Regions from separate parts of the Homo sapiens genome. Here all the other regions are linked to region 1. The links are chromatin loops, found by intact Hi-C in ENCODE. Cell type or tissue: heart right ventricle. All regions are shown on one strand. Links, peaks and the distances in the headings refer to the core of each region. The heading gives the core; the rest is flanking DNA.

Region 1 (10,481 bases), core at 1-8,000:
AGAACTGTCTATCCATGAGGACTCCCGAGTGAGATGGGTAGTCAAAGGTCTTTGAGTGCTGTGAGCCATATCCCACCACATCATCCCAAGCATCCAGTAAAGCCGCAACCCACAAACATGCTTTGTGTGTGTGGTGAGTACACTAGGCCACTTATAAACAACAAACATTTATGTAGTTCAGAGTTCTGGAGATTGGGAAGTCTAAAATCAAGTTGACTGCAGATTTGGTGTCTGGCAAGAGCCCACTTTCTGATTCATGGATGGTACCTTCTCCCTGTGTCCTCATATGGCGGAAATGGAAGGGGCCTTTTTGGGGACTCTTTTATGAGGGCACTAATTCCATTCATGAGGGTTTCACCCTCATGACATAATCACCTCCCACAGGCCCCACCTCCTAGAACCATCCTCTGGTGATTAGGTTTCCACATACGAATGTGGGGGGAATGCAAACATTCAGACCATAGCAAGGACATTTGTTTTGAAATTGAGGCGTGTGATATTCCAGTGTAGGTTGACTTTGGGTAGAGAGGAGAGGTCAAACTCAAAACTGATTTAGTGAGTTTGGAGTTTGGTAAGTAGGAAGAAAAGAACATTGAGAATACCATGAGAAGTTAAATCTCTAAAATTATCAGGAATGTACCAATTAGGGGAAATGTTTAGAAGGCATTTAAAACCCTACAGTTACGATCATGGGCTCTACAAGCCAGCATAACACAGGTGTTAATGCTCCCATAACGTTGTTTGTAACCTCACTCTCTTGAAGGCCAGGGAATGCAGCTTTCATAAAAAATGGGATTTCCTCTTGCATATTGTTTTATGACCTGCTTTTGTCATCCAGCAGTATCCTGTGAACATTTTCTTAGCCCTTTATCTCTTAAATCTCTAGTGAATGCATATTATCTTTGTAAAAGTAAATAAATATTTGTTGAATGTCTAGATAAAAGAATTTTAAGTACACACTATAGTTTGTTTAATCTCATATTTCTGAACACTTAAATTTGGATCAAATCCTCATAGTAATAAGAAATAAAAGGGTGATCATCCTTGTACAGATGTTTTTATATACATCTAATCAGTTCCTAAATGTGACATTCCTCGGTGAAAAGATATGCACATTTTAATGTATTTGAAATGCACTGCCAAATTGCCCTGCAGAAATGATGTTCCAATTTACATATCCACCACTGGAATATGAGAGTGTCCATTTTTTTTCTGTAACCTGCCTAACACTTGTGTAATTATTCATTTTAGTAATTTCCAAATTGAGACAAAAACAGTATTTAATTGTAATTTTCATTTTTTTGGCTACTAGTGTAGTTTACAATGTTTAGATTTGTTTATTTGCCATTTGTATTTTTTCATTGGGAATTTGATTGTTCATGTCTTTGTTGTTCATTTCTACTGTGGCGTTTTGGCTTTTCTTTTTTTATAGAGTTCTAAGACTTCGATATATTGTGGATAATTGTATCTTTTCATTAATCTCTTAAAAATATTTTCTTGTTGATAATTTTAGTTATCTTTCTCTGGTTTTCAGAAAAAACAGTTTGGTTAATATGTAAATACTTTTTAAGTGCTTAAAAATTTTTCTTACCCTATCATTGTGCAAATGTTCAAATCAGCACTTTTAGTTTTCTTATATATTTATGTTTCATCATTTTCTCTCTGTAATCCACCTGGATTTTATTTTGCAATATTGTATGTGGTAGGGAATTAAATTTGTTATTTTTAAAATAGTAAACAATTTATTGAATTAATCTGTTTTTTTATTGAAAAATTTGCAGTGCTACCCTACTAAATACTAATTCACATGTATATCTAAGAATACTTACTTTTCTCTTTGAGTAGTTAGTGCCTTTTGTGATTACTTTAGGTTGATGATAAATTATAAACAAAGTATTTAACAATGGAATTGCCTCTCATCCTTATTTTCTTGGATCTTTTCTTCTATTGATTTTTCACATGAACTTCCAAAAAAAATTGTGAAATTTGAAAAAAAATTCTGAAGCAATATTTGTTGGATTATCATTAAAACTATAAGCTAACTAAAGGTAGAATTGATATATCTACAATATTCTTCCCATCCAAAAGAGGATAATCTTTCATTTTTTAAAGTGTCTTTTTGCCACTCAGGAGAGTAATTGCTGTATGGTAATATACATTGCTTTTCAGTATACTTGAATATTGTAATATAATATATTTTTGTTATAATTTAATTGATAATTGCTGCATATAGGAAGTTGATTTTTGTAGAATTATTTTAAAAATTTTAATGATTTTGTACAATTTATTTATAACTGACCCACTAACACTATTTTCTTATCCCAACCTTCTGTTTTTTTAGAAGAAAGAAATTATGATTTACACACAATGATGATTTTGTCTCTCCTTTTCTATAATACCTTTTCTATTTCCCTTGACTTGCTGCATTATCGAAAACAGCCAGAGGAAAATTTTGCTGCATTATCTAAAATATCCAGAGGAAAATTTTAAATTATGACAGTAAGCATATTTTTCTTCCTCCTCATTTTAACAGAAATATTTATGATATTTCACCATTAAATATATTTTGATATATATTTTTGAGGTAGTCTGAAGTAGTCATGTTAAGAAAGTATCCTTCTAATCTTAGTTCTAAGTGTTTTCAGTTCTATTGGACTCATACATAAATAACTTAATCCAAGATAAAGGAAACAGCATGAGCTCAAAGTCAAGTACAATGTCACTAAAACTAGAGTTGTCAGACATCCTGTCCGTAATGGATTATCCTATATTTCAAAAACAATTGTGTCAGGATGTATAATCATTCTGCATTTGATCTAGATCTGACACTACCGATGACATCTGTTAGTCTCTAACTTTCTCCTGGCCAGTAACAATACGCCCCACATTCACTGAAAATAAAATACGGCAGTCATAATAAAAAGCAAATTTTGTAAACAAAATTTCCCAATAGTGGGCTGAGTTTATTCAGATCAAGTTCTGGGTCCTACTCTCAGTTTTTAAATCCTATAATCAGCAAAATGCGCGTGCAGTTTTGGACTTCGATGTGAGAAGTAAATAGCAATTTAGGTTGTTAGGTTTCGAAGTAATTGACTCTGGAGAAGACCCGAGCATATCTCCGGAGCCATCTAGTGGCTGCAGAATGCATCGGAAAAAAAAATAATAACCCTGGTTTGGTCTTCAAGTTCAGAATAAAAATGAACGGGGACATCATTTGAACCCTCCTTCCCAAATCAACACAGTCTAGGACTTTGTACACAATGGGAGTGCACTTACTTTTGACTACGAAGGATTTGACTAATGAATAGAAAAATACTCAGATTCATGCTGAGGTCTACGCAGCTTAGAGATATGTTTCTATTACCTGGTAAAAACAACCATTGATTAAAAAAAGACAATGTAAGCAAGGGAATAGCAGGCATAAGTCACCAACGTGATAAAGAAAAACTTTAAAAGATGAGTAGCTACTGTGTATGTGTTTTAGACTTCAATGGTGGTTACTAAAAGGAAAGAATTTTAGTCAGGAAAAAATGCATTTCTAATACAGGTGTGATTCGTGGCTCTTAAAGTAACCCACTAGATTTTGACAGTGATAAAATTACTGAAGCTATCTTCCGTGTTTTCCTTAAATTCCTACTTCTGTCTACATAAAAACACAAGACCAATAAACAATCAAACAAAAAGAATTACCCTGGATCGTAGCTGGGTGTGCTTAAGAACAAAGATAAAGCAAATTGATAGCTTTCGAATGTTAATAGGGTTTGTCACCTCCCAGAGTGTGTAAATTGAAGACATCTGTCTGGTCTAAAATAAATTCCAGAAATCCCAAACTAATTGCTTCATATACACAATGCAGAACCTCAGAATTCCATGCAAAAATAAACCTTCATTTGGAAAATAAACTTCATGAAATTACGATAAAAGGGGACCTGTCAATGAGCCAGCGCTTAATACAGAAGGATTATTTTGAAATAAACTTTTCAGAGCTCATTAGAATCGGAAAGAACTGTGAAAATAGATATGTCTCCCCAAGTCCTTAGGTATGTGATGGCGTTTAAAGAAGTTAGATGAAACTAATACACATTTACATCAGAAGTCTTTGTTGATTTTTTGGAAATTATATGCATTTATAACATACAATAAAAGAAAATAACATGGTTTTTCTTTTCTGCCCTCTGGAAAAGAAAAATGCAGCAAAACCATTCCCACAAAAAGTCCTGTTGAATCATATCCCAGGATCTCACATCTCAGAAGAACAGTTCTTCCTTTTGTCTGTTCATTCCAAAAGGGAGTTATTGTTGTTTAAAGGCTACTTAAAATATCCTACAAATGGACAAGCGTTGGCAAAGTCTTTTCTAGGAACTATATTAATTTCTCACGAATATTTTATATGGTATTTTTAGACCTGAGAAAGGGCGAGTAGGCTCATTCAGTGTTGCTCTAATTCAGATAATTATAAGACCGCTACACAGGCAGAACTCTTAGCTGCAAGCGAAAGAGATTAAAGTTGCACGAGCTTAGGCAAAATGGAAACTGAATTGATGTGTATAGCTAAGTTGCAGGAAGAGTGGGATCCTGGTATCTTCGAGATGGCTGAATGGCGGGTTGCAATGATACTAGGACTCTCTCTGAGCATCAGTGGACTCTGCTTCAGGCTGAACAGTGGCTTTCTTCTTTCCTGTCACATGGCTTTCCCTTCAACACTAGAGCAAAGTTTTCAGCCATTTTTGCTCTTACATATTCCTAGCTTTACCATCAGAGAAGGAAAAGATGCCACTCAATGTAGTTAAATAAATCTCCATAAAAGACTCATTGGTTTAGCTGAGTTTTCTGCCTTTTCCCCTAGACAATCACCGTGGCTGTAGAGGGAAAGTTCATGCAGAAGCTGGCAGTCACCCCATTCTGACCACATGTTAGAGCAAGGTGCAGGGGTAGGGGTGGGTGCAGGTGGTGGGGATAAGGTGTCAACGCTGCAAAAGAAGCAGGTAAAGAGGTGGCTACTCCCAGCAGAAGGAAGAGATGTTGGACTTTTTTTTTTTTTTTTTTTTTGAGATGGAGTCTCACTCTGTCACCCAGGCTGGAGTGCAGTGGCGCGATCTAGGCTCACTGCAACCTCCGCCTCCCAGGCTCAAGCGATTCTCCTGCCTCAGCCTCCCAAGTAACTGGGACTACAGGCGCGCATCACCAGTGCTTGGCTATTTTTTGTATTTTTAGTAGAAACGGGGTTTCACCATATTGGCCAGGCTGGTCTTGAACTCCTGACCTCAAATGATCCACATACCTCAGCCTCCCAAAGTGCTGGGATTACAGGCATGAGATATCACGTCCGGGTGAGATGCTGGACATTTAAACCACCACTTTCCAGCCCAAGCACCAAGCAGCAGCAGCAAAACAGCAGAATGGAGGCTGACATGACAACAAAATAGGGTCAACTGATTCACTAAGTTTTCCCTGATTGGGAAGGGTCTAGCGAGGCAGGCGGGAGTTGCCATCTTATACCTCAGGCAGAAGGAGTAACATCTCTGCACTTAGGGAAAATGATCTGAGTGAACCAGCAACTTTTCTAAGAGGCTTGGCTTTCCAGCTCATCATTTGTTCCAGAATCCTACTTTGGATACCAAAAGCTGAATGTTTTCATTCTCTTTACATTCTTTTGTTTGTTTGTTTGTTTTGTTTGTTTATTTGTTTGTTTGTTTTGAGACAGAGTTTCGCTCTTGTTGCCCAGGCTGGAGTGCAACGGTGCGTATCTCAGCCCACTGCAACCTCCGCCTCCCGGGTTCAAGCGATTCTTCTGCCTCAGCCTCCAAAGTAGCTGGGATTATAGGTGCCTGCCACCATGACCAGCTAATTTTTTTGTATTTTTAGTAGAGACAGGGTTTCACTATGTTGGCCAGGCTGGTCTGGAACTCCTGACCTCAGGTGATCCACCCGCCTAGGCCTTCCAAAGTGCTGGTGTGAGCCACTGCGCCCAGCCTCTTCACATTCTTTCAGAAGTAATCACCTACACCCCACTCCTAAGGTAGTTATTTAAGAATGAGTTAAGAAGAGTTTGTGCCTGGAAGTGCAAAAGAGATTCATTATGATTTTTCAGAATAATCATGTCTGTTCCTACTCCCTGACTTCTCCCTCCAAGTTAGTCTCCATGGCACCTTAAAGGCAAATACTCTTGCCTAAGAGGACTTTCCAATCCCTGACAGAAAAATCTAGGTCTCCCTCTGACTAGGATCTGTTTTTTGGTTTATCCTCCAGGCTGTCTATGTGTTTGGGATAAGTGGGTACTGATGGGAAGTCTTATGCATCTCCTGCAGTAGGGATTGTTTCTTATTCCACTAACATGTAGCTTTTTCTTAGAACTGAACATATGAGTCCAGTTAGGAAGCTCAGCCATATGTGCAGACAAAACTTTCCTTTCATTGGATCAACCAGAACTGAGCAACTGTCTCTGTTGAAAGACTACAGAAGATATGGGTTATCTCTAACTCCATGCTCATTTTCTGACATCCTCCCCCAACTGTCTCTGTCTTGTCTGTAGCTTCAACTTCTAACTTGATGGGCAAACAGATCCTGGCCAAGCTAAGTCTTGGGAAGTCAGCGAGGCTCCCCACTTTGGCTTATCAAGATCTTTCAAAATGGCCTTAAATCTGGTCTTCCTAGTTGAGAGTTATCTTTCTGGACTGGTCATGGGATCCAACCTCTCTCTATAAGGCCCAGTAGCACTCCAATTATGTCTGGCAGTGGCAGTACAGATATAGCCTGGAGCGGCTAGTGTAAGAATCAGGTCTTTATAAAGCTCAGTGCTTGCAAAAATGTGGAGCCCATGAGGGTCTAAATGACAACTTCCCTTGTTGCCTCCTGCTCTTTTATATCAGATGTTTCTCCTGTGTTTGCCTCTATAGATTGTTGTCTCTCTGAGTCCCACCCACCCTGGTCTCAATAAAACTCGGCTCTTAAATTTTGTTGTTTTTGTTTTGTAGTCAGTGTGTGATGCTAATTTCATGCTGTACTCCGGTTCTGATATCTCCTAGGCACACTCTTCAGGTGGTGTGGTCACGGAATTACTTATGTCACAAATCAGACCACCAGAGAAAATGGGGTTTCCTTATTCTCTCAAACTGGTCCAGTCTTCTCAAAAGCTCCATCCACTGGGTAGCAGAAGAACTTGATGCCTTTCAAGTATGATTTGCTGTTGTAGTGACAATGATGTGATGATGATGGTGGTGATGATGATGATGATGGTGGTGATGATGATGGTGATGATGATGATGATGATGATGATGATAATGATGATGTGCTTCCTGTCTTTTCCACACTTGTGTTTGGGAATTAGCTCTCGCAGGCTCTTTTTGTACCTACAGTCTCATCTTAGAATGGATGTGAACACACTGTTGGCCTATGTGGCAGGACAGAAAGTAGGATCCAGTGTATCTTAATTCCTTTAGGCTTGAGTAAATCAAGAGAGCAGATTGAGCAGCCAGGAGGAAAAGCAAGAAGACTTCTTGGAAAGAACAAGGGCTTTGATAACTGCGAACCAACTTCAAGTACGATTCCATTTCGTGGAGATCACAGAATCATAAATCATAGCAGAGAGGGAAGATAGAAACAATATGATTATCTTCATAATTATCTGGAGACAAGCACTTGAGAGTCATTAGCCCAGAGACGGTACAGCCATCATGGGTGAGATTGCCAAAGGAAGCCATATAGATTCCCAGTGGCGTGCCAAGAGAACAAAACTGATACTTAGATGCAGCAAAGGATAAAAAAAAGGCTGTGAGGTAATGCTAGTAGTGACAGAGGCAGGAGGAAAACTAAGAAAGAAAGAATAGAATCATACAAACTAAAGGAGGACGGTATTTCTAGAAAAGAAGTCTCTACAGTGCCACAGGTCTAATCAGAGAGAGCTAAAGATTGTTCATTAAACGTCACAATGAAGAGGTCATTAAAGGGACAGTTTTCTGAGAGTTTAGAGATCAGAGATAGCATAGGTGTTTTGAAATGAATGGTATTACAGTTCATTGTAATACAGCTGTATTAATGGGACTTAATTAAACAAAAGAGCTTCTGCACAGCAAAAGAAACCATTAACAGAGTAAACAGACACCTACAGTGTGGGAGAAAATCTTTGCAAACTATGCATCCGACAAAGGACTAATATCCAGAATCTATAAGGGACTTTAAAATATCAACAAGAAAAAATACAAATAACCCAATTAAAAAGTGGGCAAAGGACATCAACAGACACTTCTCAAAAGAGAACACACAAGCAGCCAACAAACATATGAAAAGTGCTCATCATCATTAATCATCAGAGAAATGCAAATTAAAATCACAATGAGACACCATCTCACCCAAATCAGAATAGTTATTATTGAAAAGTCAAAAAACGACAGATGTTGATGTTGGTGAGGATGAAGAGAAAAGGGAATGTGTATGTACTATTGGTGGAGTTAAATTAGTTCAACCCCTGTGAAAAACAGTATGGAGATTTCTCAAAGAACTAAAAGTAGAACTACCATTTAACCCAGCAATCTCACTACTGGGTATCCATCCAAAGGAAAAGAAATTGTTTTATCAAAAATACACCAGCCTTTGTATGTTTATTGCAGCACCATTCACAACAGCAAAGTCATGGAATCATTGTAAGTGTCCATCCACTGATGGGTAAAGAAAATATGGTACATATACACCATGGAATACTATGCAGCCATAAAAAAGAATGAGATCATGTACTTCATAGTAACATGATTGAAACTGGAGGCCATTGTCCTAAGTAAAATAACTAAGAAACAGAAAATCAAATACCACATGTTCTAACTTGTAGTGTAAGCTAAACAAACGGGTACACGTGGAAACAAACATAAAAATAATAGACACTGAGGACTCCAAAAGCAGGGAGATAAAAAGAGGGGTAAGGGTTGAAAAACTACCTATTTTGCACTGTGCTCACTATTTAGCAATGGGTTCACTAGAAGCCCAAACCTCAGTATTATGCACTATACCCATGTCACAGACCTGCACATGTACCCTCTGAACATAAGGAAAAAAGTCTTAAATGAGTCTCAGTGGCCTCAAATCAAGGTATTGGCAGGGCTGCCTTCCTCCCTGGAAGCTCTACAAAAGAATCCATTTCCTTGCCTTTCTCCAGCCTCTAGAGACACCTGGCTTGTGGCCTCCATGGCTTGTGGCTTCCATGGCTTGTGGCCTCATTCCATCTTTAAATCCAGAAATGTAACATCTTCAGAACTTCAAATCTCCCTCTGACTCTGACACTCCAACCTCTCTCGTTCACTTTTTTGGACTATTGTCATTGGCTCAGTCTCACTGGATGATCCAGGATTATCTCCCCATCTCAAAGTCAACTGACTAGCAACTTCTATCTGCAGCCTTAATCCCCCTTGTTATAGAACATAACATATTCACAAGTTCCAGAGATTAGGACAAACCTTTAAAGGGGAAAATTATTCTGCCTACCACATTCTCTGACTTGATTTTTTAACACTCAATTATATTAGGTTGGTGCAAAAGTAATTGTGGTTTTGGTCATTTAAATAATGGCCCAAAACCGCAATTACTTCTGCACCAATTTAGTAAATCTTAGAGATCTACTACATGTTCTATGTAGTCATGAATGATATTCAACATGTTTAACAGCCAATATGTAGGAAAACCAAAAGACTAAAATAGATGCCAGCTGTAGTGCAGGGGTTGGGGGTGGGGGGGCTATTGTTTGAGGCATTGAGGTTTCCTCATAATCGGCTGCTGTCTCATGAGGAATTTGCAGGGGCTGAGAAGTGGGGCACTGAGAAAGGTGTGGGTGGCGCAGCATATGGGGGGGATATTCGGAAAGCCAGAGGCAGAAGCTCTCTATAAAACAGTATAGAAGTATATCAACATTTTAATAACGGATAAAACCCATACCACTGTGTGCCACCTAAACCTCGGACGTACGTGGTTTGTCTTTTTTTTTTTTTTTTTTTTTGGTTTGCCTATAAAATGTAAATGCATGTGAAAAAGTCTGGAAGGAAATATCCTAAATTATTCATAGTAGTTGCCCATAAAAAAGGATATTGGTGTTGAAAATGATTATTAAAGGCACATGGGGTCTTCTCTTAATATTTTCATTTTTTTGAAAAGAGGATCTATTCATATACTGTTAATGTTCTTAAATTTAAGACTGACAAAGGTCTGAAGAAACAAACACCAATACTAATAACCAATAGTAGTGGTTATTGCTAGAGAGGAGCCTAGAATTGGGGCAGGTGGATAGAAGTGAAAGAGGAATTGAAGTGTTAGCTCTGTAATCTGAATTACTTGAGTTTTTAAATGCACAGGAGTCTTACATAACTTAACAAATGAATTCTAAAATGTGTCAGTCTAAATGTGTTGTCAATTCTAGCACATAGGGAGTTCATGATAGATTCAGTTTATTTGAGAATTTGGTACATAATAAAGGTGACATTTTAGATCCTTGAGGAAAGTAT
Region 2 (10,481 bases), core at 2,482-10,481, 230 kb before region 1:
CTGTTCCGAGTGATTTTTTACAACTTGGTTCCCAGGAGACTACCCCAGAATGAACGACCACAATTGAGGATGGGAAACACAGTTAGAAATTTCAGTCACTCGAAGAAAGAAACCTACCGTGTGGAAGAGGCAGTAGAACCAACAAACCCCAAACTGACCTCAAAATCATAACACTCTGAAAGATACTTACATGCTTGTTTCAAATTAAAGAAACAAAAGAAAATATTAAAATTATTATGAAAAATCTGGACAGCATAAAAATATTTGACAAAGAGCCAAATAGAATGTGAAATGAAAAATTGTAAATGTTGAAGTTAAAAACTCAATAGGAAGGATAAACTGCAGATTAAAATAGCAGAAAAACATAGTCCAGGCATACCTCAGAGATCTTGCAGGTTCTGCTCCAGACCACTGTAATAAAGCAAATATCACAGTAAAGCAAATATTACAATAAAGTGAGCTGAACAAGTTATTTGATTTCCCAGTGTGTATAAAAGTTATGTTTATGCTATACTATAGTCTATTAAGCGTGCTATGTAATTATGTCTAAAAAAGTACATACCTTAGTTTAAAAATACTTTATTGCTAACAAAGTACTAATGATCAGCTGAGTCTTCAGTGAGTTGTAATCTTTTTGCTGAGAAAGAGTGTTGCCTCAGTGTCGATGGCTGCTGACTAATCAGGATAGTGGTTGCTGAAGACTGGGGTGGTTGTGGCAATTTCTTAAAATAAGGCAAAAATGAAATTTGCCTCATTGATCCACTCTTCCTTTCATGAAAGATTTCTCTGCAGCATGCGATGCTGCTGTTTGATAGCATTTTACCTCCAGTCGAACTTCCTTTAAAATTGGAGTCAGTCCTCTCAAATCCTGCTGCTGTTTTATCTACTAAGTTTATGTAACATTCTAAATCCTTTGTTGTCATTTCAACAATGCTCACAGCATCTTTACCAGGAGGAGATTCCGTCTCAAGAAACCACTTTCTTCGTTCATCCATAAGAAGCAACTCATTATCGGTTCAAGGTTTATTGTGAGATTGCAGCAATTCAGTCACATCTTCAGGCTCCACTTTTAAGTCTAGTTCTTGGGCCATTTCCACCACATCTGGAGTTACTTCCTTCTCTGAAGTCCAGAACTTGTCAAAGTCATCCATGAGGGTTGGAATCAATTTCTTCAAAACTCCTGTTTGTGTTGATATTTTATAACCTCCTCCCAAGAATTACAAATGTTCTTCATGGCACCTAGAATGGTGAGTTCTTTCCAGAAGGTTTTCAGTTTACTTTGCCAAGATCTATCAGAGGAATCACTATCTATGGTAGCTATAGCCTTACAAAGTATATTCCTTAAATAATGAGACTTGAAAGTCAAAATTACTCTTTGTCCTGTGGGCTACAGAATGGATATTGTATTAGCAGTTATAAAAAACAACATTCATCTTATACCTCAGAGATCTTAGATAACCAGATGCATTATCAATGAGTAGTAATATTTAGATGGATATCTTTTTTTTCTGAGCAGTAGGTCTCAACAGTGGGCTTAAAATATTCAGTAAACCATGCTGTAAACAGATGTGCTGTCATCCAGGCTTTGTTGTTCCATTTGTACAGCACAGGCAGAATAGGCTTAGCATAAATTGTAAGGGCCCTAGAACTTTTGAAATGGCAAATGAGCATTGGCTTCAGCTCAAAGTCACCAGCTGCATTAACTCCTAACAAAAGTGTCAGCCTGTCCTTGAAACTTTGAAGCCAGGTATTAACTTCTCTGTAGCTATGAAATTCCTACATGGCATCTTCTTCTATCTTCCACGTTGTCTACATGGAAAATCTGTTGTTTGGTGTAGCCACCTTCATCAATAATTTTATGTAGATATTCTGGATAACTTTTTGCAACTTCTGTGTCAGTACCTGCTGCTTCATCTTACACTTTTATGTTATGGAGATGGCTTCTTTTTTTAAACCCCATGAACTAGACTCTGCTAACTTCACACTTTTTTTTTCTGCAACTTCCTCACCTTCTCAGCCTTCATAAAATATGAGAGAGTTAGGGCCTTGCTCTGGATTAGGCTTTGGCTTAAGGGGATGTTGTGGCTGGTTTGATCTTCTGTCCAGATCAGTGATAAGGCTGTTTCACTTTCTTATCATTTGTGTGTTCACTGGAGTAGCACGTTTGTTTCCTTTAAGAACTTTTCCTCTGCATTTACAACTTGGCTAACTGTTGCAGGAGGCCTAGCTTTCAGCCTGTCTCAGCTTTCAACATGCCTTCCTCACTAAGTTTAATCATTTCTGGCTTTTGATTTAAAGTGAGGGAGGTGCAACTCTTCCTTTCCCTTGAACATTTATAACGTTGTAGGGATATTAAATGACCTAATTTCAATATTGTTGTGTCTCAGGTAATAGGGAGGCTGAGGAGGAGAGAAATGGGGGATAGCTGGTCTGTGGAGCAGTCAGTACACACACATTTATCAATAAAATTCCTTGTCTTCTATGGGCGTGGTTTGAGGCACCTCAAAACAATTACAATAGTAACATCAAAGACCACCAATCACAGATCACCATAACAGATACAATAGTCATGAAAAAGTGAAATATTGAGAAAAATACCAAAATGTGACACAGAGACACAGCATGTGAGCATGCTATTGGAAAAATGACCCCGATAGACTTACTTGATACAGGGTTGCTGCAAACCTTCAATTTTTAAAAAATGCAATATCTGCAATGCACAGTAAACCAGAGCTCAATAAGGCAAGGTATGCCTGTAATAACTAAAAGATAAATGATAAACTTACTGAACAGCAGAGGAAAACAGCTGAAAAACGTTAACAATGAAAAGATTTGAGAAACTTCTTAAAGAGATAAAAAGATGGAACTGTAAAAGGGTGGTTTACACACTCGGAGTATAGACTTACTAGGTCCAAAATGCATTTAATAAAACTTCCAGAGGACAGAACGTGGAGAACTTTCAGATAAACAAAGAGAGAAGTAACTACACAAAACCTTTACTGAAACTACTAAATGACATGCTTTAGCAAGAAAGACTGAATCCAGAAGGAAAACAAGATGTACTAAAAGCAAGGGTGAGCCGAGAAGATGGTAAACACACTCATCCATCCAAACGAGCTGTGACTATAAAATTAATAAAAGTAATATGTTGCTTGGATTAACAGCAGTTTTACCAATGGTAAAATTAGAATGAGAGAAAGGTGAAGTGGAGGGCAGTGTTAAAGCATTTTATTTTTTATTTTACTTACTTATTTATTTTTTTGAGACAGGGTCTCACTCTGTAGCCCAGGCTGGAGTGCAGTGGCACGATCACAGCTCACTGCAGCCTTGACCTCCCAGGCTCAAGTGATCCTCCTTCCTCAGCCTCTGGAGTAGCTGGGACTACAGGTGCAAGCCACCATGCCGAGCTAATTTTTGTATTTTTTGTAGAGATGGGGATTCACTATGTTGCCCAAGCTTGTCTCGAACTCCTGGGTGATCTGCCTGCCTTGGCCTCCCAAGGTGCTGGGATTATAGGCAGGGGCAACTGCGCCTGGCCTCAAGCTTTTTAAACCCTTGCATTGATAGAGAAGGATTGCAATAGTAATTTGAGGTTTTCTTAAATTAGCTACCATGCAAAAATTGAAATGTAACCACTGAAATAATAATTTCTAAACTGGAAAGGGATTCAATAAAATAAACTTGACTACTCCAATAAAAGAAAAGAAAAAAACAAACAGACATAGTACATAGAAAGCATCAAATAAGATGATAGAAAACAAGTCCAAATTTCATCCAGGCACGATGGCTCATGTCTGTAATCCCAGCACTTTGGGAGGCCAAAGCAGGCAGATCACTTGAGGTCAGGAGTTTGCGACCAGCCTGGCCAACTTGGCAGAACCCCGTCTCTACTAAAAATACAAAAATTAGCCGGGTGGTGGCATGCACCTGTAATCCCAGCTACTTGAGAGATTGAGGCATAAGAATCATTTGAACTCGGGAGGTGGAAGTTGCAGTGAGCTGCGATCGCACCACTGCACTCGAGCCTGGGTGACAGAGTGAGACTCTGTCTCTTAAAAAAAAAAAAAAAAAAAAGGAAAGAAGTCCAAATTTCTAAGCACAGGGGACATTCCACATCTGTGGGTTCTACATTCAGGGATTCAACCAATCTCCAGCCCCCGCTCCCACAAAACAATACAATAATAAAAAGTAATACAAATTCTAAAAAATATGGTCTAAGAGCTGTTTACGTAGCATTTCCATTCTGTTAGGTATTACAAGTAATCTAGAGAAGATTTAAATGTATACAGGAGGATGTGTGTAGGTTATATGCAAATACCATGCCATTTTATATAAGGAACTTGAGCATCCATGGATTTTGGTATCCTTAGGGGGTACTGGAACCAATCCTTTGTGGATACCAAGGGACAACTGTAATCAAAATAAATTTAAATGGATTAAAATCAAATACTAAAGGAGTCTCAGATTGGATAATTTACTCAGAAAAAATAAATCTCTGCCAAAAAGCATCTGAACCTTTTGAGAAAATCCCTACTGCCTTTAATATTCCTCAGGATATTTCACTTCTGTTATTTTCTGCATCAAGGGGTAAAAATGCATGTTGCTGAGCATTGGCAAAAGGAAGTTCAGAGTACAGAAAAAATATCATTAACACATGTCATGAGGTGCTGCTGATGGAGGCAGAATTGCTTTCCTGGATTAACAGTAAAAACTTCCTAAAACCCATCTAATCTCTTTAGCTTCCTGAAGAGCAATGGTAATTCAGCTTTGTGGTCCACAAGACGAGTCCAAATGTTTTATTGTGCAATCGTAGATTGGCCCATTTATTCAATAATAATTAATAAGAAATTAATTTTTCTTGATAATTAAGAAAAACTAGTGCCTGGCACCGGTGCTCATAGTTGCAATTTTGTGATCTTTAAGTTGTCCTTTCACAGTTAATTAATAGCATTTAAAAAGTACAGAAACGTGTATCAGGAAAGGAAGGAGCTGCAACCGCATACTCCAGGGACAAATACCCATTGCCAGAAAGAGAGACAGCAGCCTTCAGTTCTGTGTTGGGGACTTGTGCGTGTCCTTTGAAAAGGCTGTTTCCTGAGGCTTTGCTCAACTATGACCCTCTGAACTCCATTGACTTAGTGATTCCCAGAGTTAGAGAGTGTCAGAGCTAAAAGAACCTCTGGATTTCTGTGAAGCTGCTCTAGAGATGAGGACAACTTACATGCTCCCTCTCTGCCCCCCACACTGGGGTCAACACTTTAGACTAGTAGCTGGACATATCTGACATTTTCTTAGTTTGCTTACATCCTCACAAAATGCCTACATACATCCTGCTCCAATTCCCTTGGCCCCAGCTGGCATAGGTCCTCCTGCAGAATGACTTGAGTGAAATAAATGCAACATTGGTAGCAAACAACCCACAGACCCTCCAGGTAACTGAAAGAGCCCAGAATATGTTGTCCCTTCTGCAGCAGGAAGCTCCCTCCTAAATCCCTTCATTCCCTTTATACCCCAACTTCAGTTTCTTTCCATACCCTGACCAACCTAAATTGATGATGTGGTTCTACCCTTTGCTGCGGTTCTGGCGAACATTTCAGAGGCTCATCACTGTCCCTTTTTCCAAATGGGGTCTAGGTATCCCTGGAGAAGGCAGGGCTGGGAAGGTTAGATAAAGTGATTCTCTTCTCCCTGCTTCCCATTTGCAGCATACAAGATAACAGGTATGTATTTTTCCCACTTATCGTGGACCTTCAAGAATCTATGGAATCTTGTTTAGGGCCCCTTTACGTCTGACTCAATTTCTTTACCCCAATGAAATGAGCAAACAGCTGGCTTTTCAGGCTCTGTATCGGGTCCTGACACACAATCCCCTTGTAAAAGAAGCTAGGGCCTTCCAGGCAACAAAAGTTAGGCAGAAAAATCGTCTTTTTATTAACTCAAATACTGTCCTGTCATAGTAAATATAAGATGGTTTACGGTCACAGGGCACATCGACTGGCTTCATAAACGCTGGCTCCTGGAGCTCAGCTGGGTGCCTTGATATTTGACTCTGGATGGAGTTTGGCCCAGTGGAAACGTTTGCCCGTGATTTCCATCAATGTAGAAAAACAGGACTTAGAGCTCATAAATTCTCTGCCTGGCCAGGGTTGGGGATGGGAGTTCTATTGTAGAGCCTGGGGGAAGGGCTGAAGCTTGAGGGTGGAGGATGTTAAAGGACTTCCATCAGGATACTGTTTCTTCAGTTTTTGAATCTGTCTTTCACGGTGGACATTTTTATAGGGCCATTCAATCCCAGGATGTAATGGAGATCAGAGCGGGTGTGAGGGGGCTGCAATGTCAGGAATTGGATAGGGTTACTTTCCCCCCCACCCGCTGTCCCTCGTGTGTGCCCGAGCAGCCACACTGGTGACAGGATGTGAAATGTTCGCAGAATAGACGAGGCTGTCTGTCTGTCCACGGCACACACGTCTGTCCCTGCCTCTTGCAGAATGAGCGATCCTGGACTCCTCCAGACCATGACTGTGTCTGACTCATCTCCTGGCATGTGATGGAAGCTCAGTCCACTCTTGCAGGCTGCGGCTCCTTTTTCCTAGAGACAGAGCCAAAGTTACTGCTTGCCTATTCCAAAAAGACAGGGTGGTCATGGCCATGGGGAGAAGGGAAAGAAGAGGGAGGTATATCCGTTATTTATTCACATAGTCAGGTATTGTAACCTGTCACAAACGCTGGTCTTTGCTTGAGAATTCAACCGTTTATAAGGGACATGGGCGGCGTGACTTTGTCAATTACAGGTTTCTTCCCCAGCTAAGCTCCTGGGCCCAGTGACAGCCCACACCACTGAGAGCTTCATCTGAGGAAGCCGCCTTCAGCACCACACAGATCCGTACCCTACACTCTCTTTTTGCCCTTTGTCTGTCCTCTTTGTACCCCTGGGATCCGGACATTGGCACTGGCACAATTCACAGCTCTGTCATTTTGCGCTTGTGTGAGTGAAGTGCCTGCAGTTGGGTGTGGCGTCCATCTCCTGCTGGAATCCCGCAGTGTCTCCAGCCTGGTGGGAGGTCTGACACATTGTGGACAATGCATTTAAGAATGGTCTGGTGGCTAGGTCCAGTGGCTCACCCCTGTAATCCCAGCACTTTGGGAGGCCAAGGTGGTTGGATCACGAGGTCAGGAGTTCGAGACCAGCCTGGCCAACATGGCGAAACCCCGTCACTACTAAAATTACAAAAATTAGCAGGGCATGGTAATAGGTGCCTGTAATCCCAAATCCCAGCTCCTTGGGAGGCTGAGGCAGGAGAATCGCTTAAACCCAGGAGGAGGAGGTTGCAGTGAGTCAAGATTACGCCACTGTACTCTAGCCTGGGCGACAGAGCAAGGTTCTGTCTCCAAAAAAAAAAAAAAAGAATGATCTGGTATCTCAGGGTGAATGCTCGAATGCTCACAAGAAAATCAGGAGCAGAGGGAAGGAAAAATGCAGTGCAGTGTCACTTCCTAAGGCAAGAGACTTAGGTAGGGGTGGACAAGAATACACAGCCATACCCAAAGTCCAAACTTCCTTTCCTCTAGGGCAATGGGTCTCAATTCTGGCTGCTTGTTAGAATCTCCTGGGAGCTTGTAAATACCAGCATCCTTGTTCTGTCCCCAGTGATTTCTACTTTTATTGGTCTGAGGTAGGCTCCAAGGCATCTCTGCATCTTTTAAAAGCTCCCAAGATGACTCTAACATCCATCGAGGAATGGAGGCCTCTGGCTGAGATGTGTTACAAACAGAAATGAGGGAGATGGAAGCAATGTGTTTCTGGTCTCTTACTGGATCTTCTGTGCCCACCTCTCCCATAGGCTACATGGTGTCAGGATCTGTGCTTTGCTGTACAGTATTGCTGGAACTTAAGTTTGAATTTTACCAACCTTCCTTCTGTAAACTTCAGGAATGTCACTTTAATTTCCCACACTTTGCTTCCCCTGTCTTTTACAAGAAGAAAACATTTTAATAAGTTTTCCTGAGGTACTAAGTACTTCAGTTCCAAACCAGATTCTCTATCAGGCACCTGTGTTGAAATTGCACTTTGATCAAAATGGAATTGCAATAGTTAATTATTTAGAGATATTTACTCATGATTTTTAGTAATGGAGCTATATTGTTAGTCAGCTCACTTTACCATAGGCATAATCAGCAGGGTATCCAGACTAAAAGAAACTCTATATTCCAAACCAAAAATCCAGACACACGCTGTAATAAAATTTGTTTTCCTCCATGTTAAATATCCTGAGTATGATGATTGTATTATGATTACTTAGGAGAATGTTTTTGTTTGTAGGTAATACACGTGGAAGTATTTGAGGTGAGATGTCATGATGTTTAACTCTGTTACAGTTCAGAAAGAATATATAGAGTTACACACACACAGAGAAGCAAAGGTGGCAGGAAAAAAGAAATGGTGACTCCAGTTGAAGAGTATGTAGGTAATACACTTTTTTTTTTTTTTTTTTTTTTTTTTTTTTGGAGACGAGTGTCCCTCTGTTGCCCAGGCTGGAGTATAGTGGCGCTGTCTCGGCTCACTGCAACCTCCACCTCTCGGGTTCAAGCGATTCTCCTGCCTCAGCCTCGCGAGTAGCTGGCATTACAGGCATGTGCCACCATACCTGGCTAATTTTTGTATTTTTAGTAGAGATGGGGTTTCACCATGTTGGCCAGGCTGGTCTTGAACTCCTGACCTCAGGTGATCTGCCTGCCTCGGCCTCCCAAAGTGCTGTGATTACAGGCGTGAACCACCACGCCCGGCCAATACACTCTTACTATTGTACCTTTCCTGTAACTTTGAAAATTTTCAAAATATAAATTTAGAGGATCAAAGAATTGTTAAGAAAACAAGATGGGCCTTTTGCAAAAAAACCAAAACCAAACTTGCTGCTTGAAAAATAAATATTAATTGTACAACCTAAGCAAAAAATAAAATAAAATAAAATAAAATAAAAATGTGTATTTACACATTGCCCCTCAGTCTCCTCAGTTGCCTTAGGGATAGCCTGTGCTTCCATCCTGTACCTGGAATGTGAAGAAGAAAGTGCTGTTCACTGAATTTGGTAGGAACATGTTCATTTCCATTTCTAGAGTTTTCTAAGGGGAAGGATACTTTAAAGATAATCAATTGCCTAAGACCTTAATAATAAATAAATTAGCCAATAATAAATTAAACATATAATACAAGATCAAACTTTTATAATATATAATATAAATAAAATTATATCATAAAATATAAGATTATATCTAATATGTAATTAATGTAATATGTTATATAATTAAATTTTATATAGAACATTAAAATATATGTATGTAATTGAATATATATTCACATGTAATAAAAACATTATATTTTCAAAAATATTTTTACTTTTAGGTGTAAGAAGAGTGTAGAAGTAGAGTTTGGACACATAAATGTCTGAATTTCTAGATGCTTGAAGAGGTGTGTCCATTAATACGAAATTACCTTTTCCAGATTTGCCTTGGGTGGTAGCCCCCAGCTGAGGTGCTAAGAGACTGGAGTAAAACAAAGCATCTCCACCCAGTCTCTTTTTTTGTTGTCATAATAATACTAACAGTTAATATTAGTTGAATACTCATATGTGCCAGGCTCCAGGCTGATTGGTATTCATTGTTTTACACAACAGTGTTCCAGATTTGTATTCCTTGTTTTACATAATTGTTACAATTTCCCCATGAGGTAGGTATTATTATTAGCCTTTGTACAAGGGCATAGCTGAGATTCAGACAGGCATTGTAACTTACTGAAGGCCACATCACTGCTAAGTGGTAGAGTCAGAATCTGAGCACAGAGCAGTATTATTCCTGAGCTCAAGCCTTAAACCATTGTAATCTACCACCTGGCCTTTTATTATTACTTTTCAGTAGCATTGTGGTTTTTTTCTTCAAGGGCTATTTTTTACACTGGCATTTCGTAAACATTTTTGTGACAATTTTTTAGACTTCCGTGTTTAGCTTATTTGATGATGCAACTCTGCAGTCTCTAATCTCTTCATTATTCAGTTCTTTAAAAAGCATGTACAATATATTAAGTCTGCAAATGGTACAGTTAACTTCTCACATGCCAGATTTGATATTTTGCCATGTTTGTTTGTTTCAGACATAGCTACAGATAGATAGAGATCGTTTTAAAGAAAATAAAACTGGAATAGTTACAGGCAGATGTGCCTGTGTCAGATTCCACCCTCTGCCTTCCTTCGCTCGAGATAATCATCTTTTTTAACATTTTTATCATTTGCTTTCTTACTTTGAATTTTTTATTACTTACATATAGCATAGATCACTACTGTTTTTGTTTTTAAATTGTATAATTGATCTTTGAAATTTTTATTTTATCTATGTATTATTGAAGTACATAGTACTTTATATATATTATAAATAATACCATATGTATATAGTAGAAAGTAATGTTTTCAACATTTACAATTTTTTGCACA
Region 3 (10,481 bases), core at 825-8,824, 210 kb before region 1:
TGAAGAGCTTCCTGTGTGACAGTCGGCATGGAACCATGTTAAGTCTGTATGGGGGTTTAGGGGGCTTGGCTAGGTGATGTCCAATAGTCCAGTGCTGGAGCCCAGTAGAGTGGGGAGCAACCACCATCAGAAGAGGATGAGTGGACTTAGTGCTTTGGAAGTCATCAGTGTTCAGGAAAGTGCCCTGAGGTCAGAGGATTGTCGAACAGCGGTGGAACAAAGGAATGCGGCAAGAGGAAATTTTTACACAGAAGGAAGGAAGAGAGCTCAGAGGCTGAGCAGTGCAATGCAATAACAACTATGAGCCTTTGTGGGTAGATGACATTGTGTCCCGAATTTATTCCTTCCGGTGGGTTCTTGGTCTTGCTGACTTCAAGAATGAAGCTGTGGACTCTCACAGTGAGTGTTACAGTTCTTAAAGATGGTGTGTCCAGAGTTTGTTCCTTCGGATGTTCAGATGTGTCTGCAGTTTCTTCTTTCCAGTGGGTTGGTGGTCTTGCTGATTTCAGGAGTGAAGCCGCAGACCTTCGCAGTGAGGGTTACAGCTCTTAAAGCCAGCGTGTCCGGAGTTGTTTGTTCCTCCCAGTGGGTTCGTGATCTTGCTGACTTCAGGAATGAAGCTGCAGACCCTTGTGGTGAGTGTTATAGCTCATAAAGGTAGTGCGGACCCAAAGCGTGAGCAACAGCAAGATTTATTGTGAAAAGCAAAAGAACAAAGCTTCCACAGTGTGGCAAGGGACCGGAGCAGATCGCTGCTGCGGGCTCGGGTGGCCAGTTTTTAGTTCTTATTTGGCTCTGCCCATGTCCTGCTGATTGGTCCATTTTACAGAGCACTGATTGGTCCATTTTACAGAGTGCTGATTGGTGTGTTTTTACAGAGTGCTGATTGGTGCATTTACAAACCTTTAGGTAGACACAGAGCGCTGATTGGTGCATTTTTTACAGAGTGCTGATTGGTGTGTTTATAAACCTTTAGCTAGACACAAGAACGCTGATTGGTGCGTTTTTACAGAGTGATGATTGGTGCGTTTGAAAACCTTTAGCTAGACAGAGTGCTGATTGGTGTGTTTACAATCCTTTAGCTAGACAGAAAAGTTCTCCAAGTCCCCGCCCGACCCAGAAGCCCAGTCAGCTTCACCTCTCAACATGTGGAGTGGAGACTGCCAGTGAAGTCTAAGAATATGGTAGACTGGGGGATAGGATTAGAGACGGTTTGTTAATCTGAACACTATCTAAGATATTAAGACACATGGTGGATATAATGGACTAAACATGTTCCTGCAAAATTCATACATTGAAGCCCTTATCTTCCATGGGGTGGTATTGGTATAGATAGCACTTTCAGTAGATAATCAGGCTTAAGTGAGAGGATGAGAGTAGAGATGCTATGACGGGATTAGTGCCCTTATTAAAAGAAGAGACCAGGGGTTTCTCTGACTCCTCCATGTGAGAATGACACAGAATATGGCCATTTACAAAGCAGGGAGAGAGCCCTCACTAGATGCTGAATCTGCCTACACCTTGATCTTGGACCTCCCAGCCTCCAGAACTGGGAGAAATACATATTTGTTGTATAAACCATCTTGTCTGTGGTATTTTGTTATAGCTACCCAAAGTAACTGTAACAATTTAGAGAAGTAATACAGATACAAAGTCATCAGACAATGAAAATGGCTACTGGAAACCATGAGAGTGTGAAAGTGAGAATTTAGACTTGGTTAGTATATTTAAATAATCAGGACTACTGTGCTGTGTTTAATAACACCATACCTGACGCCAAACGTGTGGTTTTTTTTTTTTTTTTTTTGGCTCACACCAACCAATTCTCCAACTCTCCAGACACCAAGTAGGTGTTCAACAACTCAATTCAATTCTGACACTATCTACCTGGAGTTAGCATCCTATCCCTGGAGTTAAGGGCTCAGTCCCTCCCACAAGGCTGCCCCATATCAGATGCTAATCCCAAGTCCCAGGCCTCCTGTACTTCTGACTGACTGGCTAAATATCAAGGGTTCTCATAACCCCTTTCTTAGGTTCAATAATTTGCCAGAACAACTCACAGAACTCAAAAAAGACTGTACTTATTATAACCAGTTTATTGTCAAGAATACAACTCAAGAACAGCCAAATGGAAAAGATGCTTAGGGCAAGGTGTGGAGGAAGGGCATGGATCTTCCCATGTCCTCTCTGGGTGCACAGCCTCCCAGCACCTCCGTAAGCTTTCTGAACCCTGGTTGTTTAGGGGCTTTTATGGAAGTTCCATTACATAGACATGATGAACTAAATCACTGGCCATTGTTGATTAGTTCCAATTCCAGCCCTTTCTCCCCTCCATGGAGGTTGTAGGGTGAGGCTAAAAGTTCCAACTCCCTAATGGTGCGTTGGTCTTTCTGGCAACCCGTTCCCCTGAAGCTATCTAGGGGCCCCCCAACCATCAGTCATCACATTTACTTGCAAAAGGCACTTATTACTCCCAAAATTCCAAGGGCTTTAGGAGCTGTGTCAGGAACTGGGGACAAAGACCAAATTTTTTTTAATGATCACAGGACTTTAAAAGGAAAGACATAGTGTTAGATGCTATGGGGAGGGATGAAGTTGAAGACTTATTTTCTTCCCTTGAGGTGAATGGGAGTGATGGATGGGTCTCTGTGTAAGACATGTGGTCATAGAATTTAATAGCCAAAAGAAATTTGGTAATCATTAAATCTAATGTATATTCTGTGACGGGTTCCTAGGCAACTGCAAAACATGAAATTCCATGGTTAAATAAGTTTGCTAAAAGTTGCATACCATATGAAGTTTTATACTGCTTAGTAGCCCATCGGAAGGTCTGAAAAGTTTTAGAGTAAAGATTAAACACATTTTTCTCAGCTCTCCCTACACTTGTCTCCAGAATCCCTTTTATCATGACACAAGTATTTTCATTTATTCAACAAATATTTATTGAACAACTGCTGCTTGGCACTGTACTACGAAAAGTTGGTGTTCTAGAGGACACAGTTTGAGAAATGATGATCTTGTCCAACTTCAGCGATTTTCAGGTGAGCAAATTAAGTCTATGAATAATCACATTTTAGTCAAAGGAGGTAGTTAAAGAGAGAGGCTGAAAGAGGGGGTGCCATTTCCATAGGGAAATCAGTAGGAAAAATCTACTGCAAGATAACGGCAATTAAGAAGCGTAATATGGGCTGGGCGCAGTGGCTCACGCCTGTAATCCCAACACTTTGGGAGGCCGAGGCGGGTAGATCACGAGGTCCGGAGATCAAGACCATCTTGGCCAACATGGTGAAACCCTGTCTCTACTAAAAATACAAAAATTACCTGGGCGTAGTGGCACACGCACTTGTAATTTCAGCTTCTCGAGAGGCTGAGGCAGGAGAATCTCTTGAACCTGGGAGGCAGAGATTGCAGTGAGCCAAGATCACGCCGCTGCACTCCAGCCTAGCAACAGAGTGAGACTCCGTCAAAAAAAAGAAAGAAAGAAAAAGAAAAAAGAAACATGATAAGGAGTTGTAGAAATGGTTTCAGAGGCAGATTCATTTTTTCCTGGGAGTGGCATATAAAGATAAAGGACTAGATAAGATGAAAGTGCTTGCATCTTAGTGGTGAGGAGTTGGTCCACGTGGTAGACAGTCAATTTTATGAAGTCAGAGAGGGCGGACAGGTGGAAATTAGTCAGATAAATGCACATACGCACTCTCTCTCTCAAACGACCCCCAGAGCTGGCAAGAGGCTGGAGATCAGATTCACCTGGTACTTTTTTTTAAATTATTTTGAGAAGGAGACTCGCTCTGTCACCCAGGCTGGAGTGCAGTGACACAATCTCGGTTCACCGCAGCCTCTGCTTCCTGGGTTCAAGCGATTCTCCTGCCTCAGCCTCCTGAGTAGCTGGGACTCTATAGGTGCGCACCACCACACCCGGCTAATTTTTGTATTGTTATTAGAGAAAGTTTCACCATGTTAGCTAGGCTGGTTTCGAACTCCTGACCTCAAGTGATCCATGCGCCTCGGCCCCCGAAAATGCTGAGATTACCACCTGATGCTTTTTAGCATTTTGCTGGATGTACTGAGTGATGCAGACATGAGCAACGGAGGTTTCTCCCGGGACTCCGTGGAGGAGGTGATGCAGCCGCAGCTCCAGGATCAGCAAACACTGGTGTCCTAAGCATAGTGGGGTTATTTCAGATGTCACAAAACCAAAATCTCTGTGGCCCAGTGGAGTGTAACAAAAGATACACAAACCTCTTCCATGCAGAGAGATACATAGCTCTCCGGTATAGCTAGGGAGAAAGAAGGAAAGATTTCTCAGATGGTGAAGGCAGGCCAATCGAAGAGAAAAGGCCAGAAATAAAACTCCACCACGATGAGAAGCAACCTCTGTGAGGAGTTACTGGGGGAAGAGTCCCCTGTGGAATGAGCACTGATGTCTCCATTCATTGTGCAGGTCCCTCTCACACTGCTTTCATTACTTGAACACTATCTGGTGTCATTAAGATATCAATTTTATTTAGGTATATCTGCATTGGCAGTTTAATTATGTCTGGGTAAGGCCCGATATTTATTCATGGGTGATCTTGGTAGTTGTCAGACACCAGCCTGAAGATAAAGGCGTCCATGCCTGAGGAATGCTAATGCTCCCCAGCCTGTCATTTGACAAGCGCACATGCCAGTTACTACCAAACTGATTATTTCAATCATTAACAACACATGCATCAGCCTCCTTCACCCGAGATTGCCACGTGCATTCATCTTTTCATAAACAGTTATCTGACAAGGGTGCTGAGAATTGATGTTCTGGGGGGAATTGCCCAACTTGCCTTAGCTACGGATGCAGCAAGCTGAACGCCCCGCTTAGCATCGTCATTTCATTAATCAGATTAGCACAACGCCCAATTGAGTGAGCACCATGTTCCTAAACAATCTCCAATCAGGGTTCCTTTCTGTTGTCCATGCTGGTGGCTGCACTTTTTTTTTTTTCCTGGAGGGTTCAGCTTTGCAGATCCTCTTAGAAAACTTGGATCTTTGCTTATCCCACCACCCATCCCATTTATAATAATTACTCTTGTTCCAAGGAGCAGGGTGCGGGGAGAGGCTCTGGGTTTGTGGAGGCGCCATCTGCTCCTTATTGCTCACCTGAGTCAGAGCCTCCTGACATCACTTCTCTGCAGCAATGAGAGCCAGATATCCACACAAAGAGGCTGGGGCTGTGCCAGACGGCGCAGGGCCTGAAAAGTGATGAATGAAAGAAATGTGAAACAGTAAAACTGCTCCCAGGCAGCGAGCCCTTCCTTCAAAGGGTGACTCACAGAAAAGGCAGTTTTGCCTTAGTTAGGAAGGTCGTCCCAGACCCCTACAGCTGAAGGACTAGCATTTGTTTCTCTACACTCACAGCTTGTGCAGATCGCATCTCACCCATCAGGGAAAAGAGAACACTCTGTTCAGTTTCACTAAGGCTTTTTGTTGCTCTTCTTCTTATGATGTAAGGCAAACTTCCAGGGTTTGGGTTTTTAATGGTTTTATATGATTACCTTTTCATGAGAAGCACAGTTATATTTATATTTTTAAAGCAAACCCAAAGTAAGAAAAAATGTATATATTTTCATCATATGAATGGAAAGCATTATATATTTTTTCTTTTCTTGGAATATTTTCATTTGATGACACCAATGGCATGATGATGATGATAATGTTTTCTATTTATTTGATGCTTTACTAATATATTCTTTTCAATTTTCACAAAAACTGTACTTTCTTTTTAAAAAGATTTTTGGAAACTGAGATGAAGAGACTTTGGGCAACTTGCCCAAGATAATGAGCTACTTAGTGGTAACCCTTGATGAGAGGGTTTTAAAATCCTACTTTTACCACTTAAAAGTCATCATAGAGTCCTGGTAGTCCAACATTCTTTGTGATGCTTCGGAATCCAGATCGATGGTTATTTATGAGATGGGATCTTACCCACTTTTGTTATGTAGCTCATTCTCATTCTTCTTTTGAAAAGCTTTAACAGTTAAAAATTCCTTTTTTATCATTGAGACAAATTCCTTATTTTTTAAAACATTTCCAACCAGTTCTAGATTTCCTTCTAGATTCACAGAGAACAAATCTGATTCTGCATGTATTAGGTTGGTGCAAAAGTAATCGCGGTTTTTGTCATTGAAAGTAATAGCAAAAACTGCAATTACTTTTGCACCAACCTAAAAGTAGTCACTGTCTTCAGATATTTAAAAACAGCCATAATGTCTTCTGGAAACTTCTCTTCTTCAGACTGATTCCAAATGTTGAAGTTGTGGCACTGTATTAGTCTGCTTGGGCTATGTCAGAGAAAAAAAAATATTTTTTCTCTACTTCCACACATCTCTCGATATAACACTTCTGACACTACATTCTCCAGCACACATCATCTGGGTGTCTTATTCAATTCAGTTCCGACACCATCAACCTGTAGACAGCATCAGATATCATAGGTTAAGGGCTCAGTCTCACAAGACTGCCCCCCACTTTAAATGCTTGTTGCGATTAGTATACCTCTGATTGATTATCTGGCTATAAATTGGGGTTTTCCATGAACGCTTCATTAGATTTGTTTAATTTGCTAGAGTGGCTCACAGAACTCGGGGAAACACTTATGTTGACCCACTTATTACAAAGGATATTACAAAGGATACAGAGGAGCAGCCAGATAGAAGAGATGCATAGGGCGAGGTATGTAGGAAGGGGTTTGGAGCTCCCAGATCCCTGGTTGCACCAACCTCCAGGAACTGCTGTGTGTGCAGCTCTCTGGAAGCTGTCAGAACCCAGTCTTGGGTTCTTGTAGAGGTCTCATCACATAGGCATGATTGATTAAACCACTGGCCATTGGTGATGAACTCAATCTTCAGCTCCTCTTTCCACCCCAGAGGTGTGTGTGTGGTGGTAGTGGGGGAGCTGAAAGTTTCAACCCTCTAATTACAACATTCCCCTGGCAACCATCCCCCATCCTGAGGCTATCCAGGAGCCCCCAGCCACCAGTCATCTCATTAACATTCACAAAGAAATTTATTGCTTTAGATTCCAAGGGTTTTGGGAATGATGAGCCAGGAAACAGGAAGACCAAATATCAAAATATGGTAGCCTGTGATATTTCGAAATATCACAGGCTACCATAACAAAGTGCCACAGGCTGGGGGACCTAAACAACAGTTTATTGTCTCACAATTCTGGAGGCTGGAAGTCTGAGATTGAGGATGGGTAGGGTTGTTCTCTCCCGCGACCTCTCTCCTTGGCTTGCACATGGCCACCTTCTCTCTGTGTCTTCACACAACCTTTCCTCTGTGCAGACATACTCCTGGTATCTCTTCCTCTTCCTTTAAGAACACCAATTCTGTTGGATCAGGGATCTACTCTTCCAACCTCACTTAACCATTTTTTTTTTTTTTTTTTGGAAACAGAGTCTCGCTCTGTTGCCCAGGCTGGAGGGCAGTGGCGCAATCTCTGCTCACTGCAACCTCCACCTCTCCCGAGTTCAAGTGATTCTCATGCCTCAGCCTCCCAAGTAGCTGGGACTGCAGGTGCACGCCACCATGCCCAGCTATTTTTGTATTTTTTATAGGGATGCAGTTTTGCCATGCTGGCCAGACTGGTCTCAGACTCCTAACCTCAAGTGATCCACCTGCCTTGGCCTCCTAAACTGCTGGGATTACAGGCATGAACCACTGTGCCCGACCCCTCATTTAACTTTAATAACCTCCTTTAATGCCCTTTAATCTTCAAATACAGTCACATTGAGAGTTGAGGCTTCAACTTACCAATTTTGAGGGGATATAATTCCGTCCATTCCAGGTATCAATGAAGTCAAGGCATCCATTCCTTCAACATGCTTTACTACATGTACAGAAACCACAGCAAGTCAAGATTGTTCACAGTTGAAAGAGGTTTCTGGAGGTGTGTGAACCATCTGAACTTCATCCTCTTTCTTCAAGTAGCCTTCAAGATTTGTGCCCACTGAACGAATGCTATGGAAACTGCCAACAGATGACCATCTGGTCACGATGTTCAAAGGCTCAACCTAAACAACATTGAAAATTACCAAAACTAAGGCAAAGGGTATGATTCTACTAAAGAAAGAGACTCCTTAAGGAGCAAGAGTCTCTAGGAACTGACTCTTCAGCAGTACTGAATGTAAAATTGGAATAACCACCCTCTCAAATCTCAGAGAAACTGGACTTAGGGCTCTTTTTTTATTAGAATGTGTTTGGGAAGGTGGACAGGGTGATTGTATCAACTGGCCCTTCCATTCCCAATGTGTGTACCAAGAGCGAGTGAGACAGTGATGAATTACCCAGGATGAGGTTAGAATAATTTAATAAAAAGAGGTGGAAATGGGGTCTTTAATTCCTAACCTTTTGAGCTGTGGCTAAAATCCATTAATAGAACATGGATTAAGAGTCCAAAGTAAGATTACTCAGCATCACCCGCCAGTGAATCACTCTGGCACTTGGGTCAGAATTAATATCTGAGAATTCTTTGAAACTTTATGGCTGGAATTTTTCTTTCCCCCTGGCTTGGCTTCTTTTGTAGTCTTAGCCTCTTTAGCAGAGGAGATAGGAAATCTTTGGCATCCATTCAAAAACTCATTCAAACCACAGAGTAGAACTTTAAAGGAGGCCTTTGGGGATATGTGGGGTCAGTTGGAATAGTTTATATCATAGCTTTCAGTTTAAAACAATTTTTTACAGCATCAGTAGGGAGAATTATATCACAATACATAAATAGATTTAGCAGGATTTACAAATCCACATGTGTTCCCTTAAGCAGTAGTTTTCAAATATTTGATGACCTTAGAACTCCTAGTTCAAATGAAATTTTACACTGAAGTGAAAATGAACACTGATAAAAGGGGAGTTTCTCTGCTTAAATAAGGATGTGAGGTCCCAGAGATCCCTTCTGCCTTTCCCTTTTGCTCTTTTGGGTAGCCCCTAAGGGGAATGAATGCCAAGATCTTCCAGGAAGATAGATTGAATGCTTTTTCTCTAGGAGACTCTTGTTCTACAGTGAAGTTCGCTCAATGAACCACAGAAATGTGTGAGCAAAGGCTGATCATTAAGTGGTAAGTCACACCTCTCCTTAAGTTTTGAAAAAATATTTTGAAAGTGATATCTGGTCTTCCAACGTAAATGCAGAGATGAAAGAAACAGACTTTTCTTTCTCCACAGCAGGAGCACTTAAAAGTCTTTGACTATTTAAACTACTGGAAAAAGGTACATTTTATCAATTGAGCATGCATTTTTAGTCCATCAAATCATACAATGTTGAAGATGGAAGGAACCCTAGAAATTGATATCAAATGAGGCAATTACACAAAATGCTTTGGAACCTGTGAAACATTTTGCAAGAGTAAAATTTGATGATGATATTTAACCCTTTCCACTAACTAGAGCTTTAATGCACCTTTAATGTTTAACCCTGAACCCTTTGGCAAGAACTCAGAAAGGGAAAAACCACCCTGCCCAGTGTCAAGCTGCTGGTCAGTGACACAGATAACACTAGAACATTATAGATTGTTGCTTGAAGACATTGTGATCTGTCACAAAAGCCTAGGAATCAGAGGTCAATCAGAAATTAGAAAGAAATCGTTTACTTTCTCACTCACAAAAATATGTTTTATTTATACCTAAGGTGGATCCCAAGGGACTACTTTCTGTTGGAACACAAAAGAGAAGTCTATCAGTCTTGATCTGCAAATCTAAACCATGTTTTAGAGAGGGGATTTAGGCTTATTTACTAACTAAGCCCAAACTGGGGTGCCCAGGAGCACCCTCTCTTTGTAGCTCTAGTGACACATTTTGAGCAAATGGGTGGAATCTCATCTTACATGGTTGGTGGTGAGCTTCTAAAATGAGTAAAGAAGTTAAAGATCATACAAAATCAGAATTTTTTTCTGAGGACCCTTCAGACTCTTAGAAGCTCAACGACAAATCATGTGTTAATACTATTGTCTATGGAAATTTCACTGACATGTTCCTTTTCCTGTGACATTGGAAGCTAACGTCTCTTTCGAATTGAGGAAGGCAGCATAAATAAGGTGTTTTGTCTTCTTTGTGCTTGATTGCTTGAATATGAATCATGTGCTCTGATTCCTAAACAAGTTGCCTGTTTGACTTACAAATTGACTCATGGTGCTAGAACTGGTCTGAAGCTCAAGTCAATTTGAAATGAGAATCCAATAACAAACACGCAGTGATGTTTAAAGAAAAAGATGTTCTTTGCCAATGTCTCTAACCTGTGAAGTGAAATTATGGAGAGTGACCACTAACTCCCTGAGCTGACCATTAGTACCCTCATCCACGCTAGGGTTGAGAAAAACATTGGGAGCTAGTACGGTTGACTGTCTCCATAGATATGCCAACTATTTCTCCCACCCATATTTGTGCATTCCATTTACCCCATCCAGATACGGAATCATGGAATCTAATTATGTTCACTCCACTTGGATTTGAGCT

The links. Peaks named below come from ENCODE experiments on the same cell type or tissue, not always from the same donor. Only the 100,000 strongest peaks of a DNase experiment are listed, where the experiment ranks them.
Region 2: it touches region 1 in a loop (2.6-fold over the local background); 4 of 110 quality-filtered maps call a loop at or near these places.
Region 3: a loop joins it to region 1, with 2.9 times the contacts of the local background. A loop is called at or near these places in 4 of 110 quality-filtered maps.

The regions. Positions count from the first base shown.
Region 1 is chr17:13,330,630-13,341,110 of GRCh38, reverse strand. No RefSeq gene overlaps it. Among named protein-coding and RNA genes, the nearest start is that of LINC02093, 29 kb to the right of the region's middle. In heart right ventricle, for the core only: CTCF peaks have their summits at 2,918 and 3,120 (motif pointing left); no DNase peak of the experiment used is centred there; H3K4me3 peaks cover 558 bases; H3K27me3 peaks cover 338 bases.
Region 2 is chr17:13,558,313-13,568,793 of GRCh38, reverse strand. The region is part of intron 1 of HS3ST3A1 (heparan sulfate-glucosamine 3-sulfotransferase 3A1); the gene reads left to right. Among named protein-coding and RNA genes, the nearest start is that of MIR548H3, 20 kb to the right of the region's middle. In heart right ventricle, for the core only: no CTCF peak of the experiment used is centred there; a DNase peak (open chromatin) is centred at 6,501.
Region 3 is chr17:13,539,271-13,549,751 of GRCh38, reverse strand. All of the region lies in intron 1 of HS3ST3A1 (heparan sulfate-glucosamine 3-sulfotransferase 3A1), which reads left to right. MIR548H3 (microRNA 548h-3) reads left to right here and starts at 6,106; the gene lies at 6,106-6,223. In heart right ventricle, for the core only: no CTCF peak of the experiment used is centred there; a DNase peak (open chromatin) is centred at 5,221.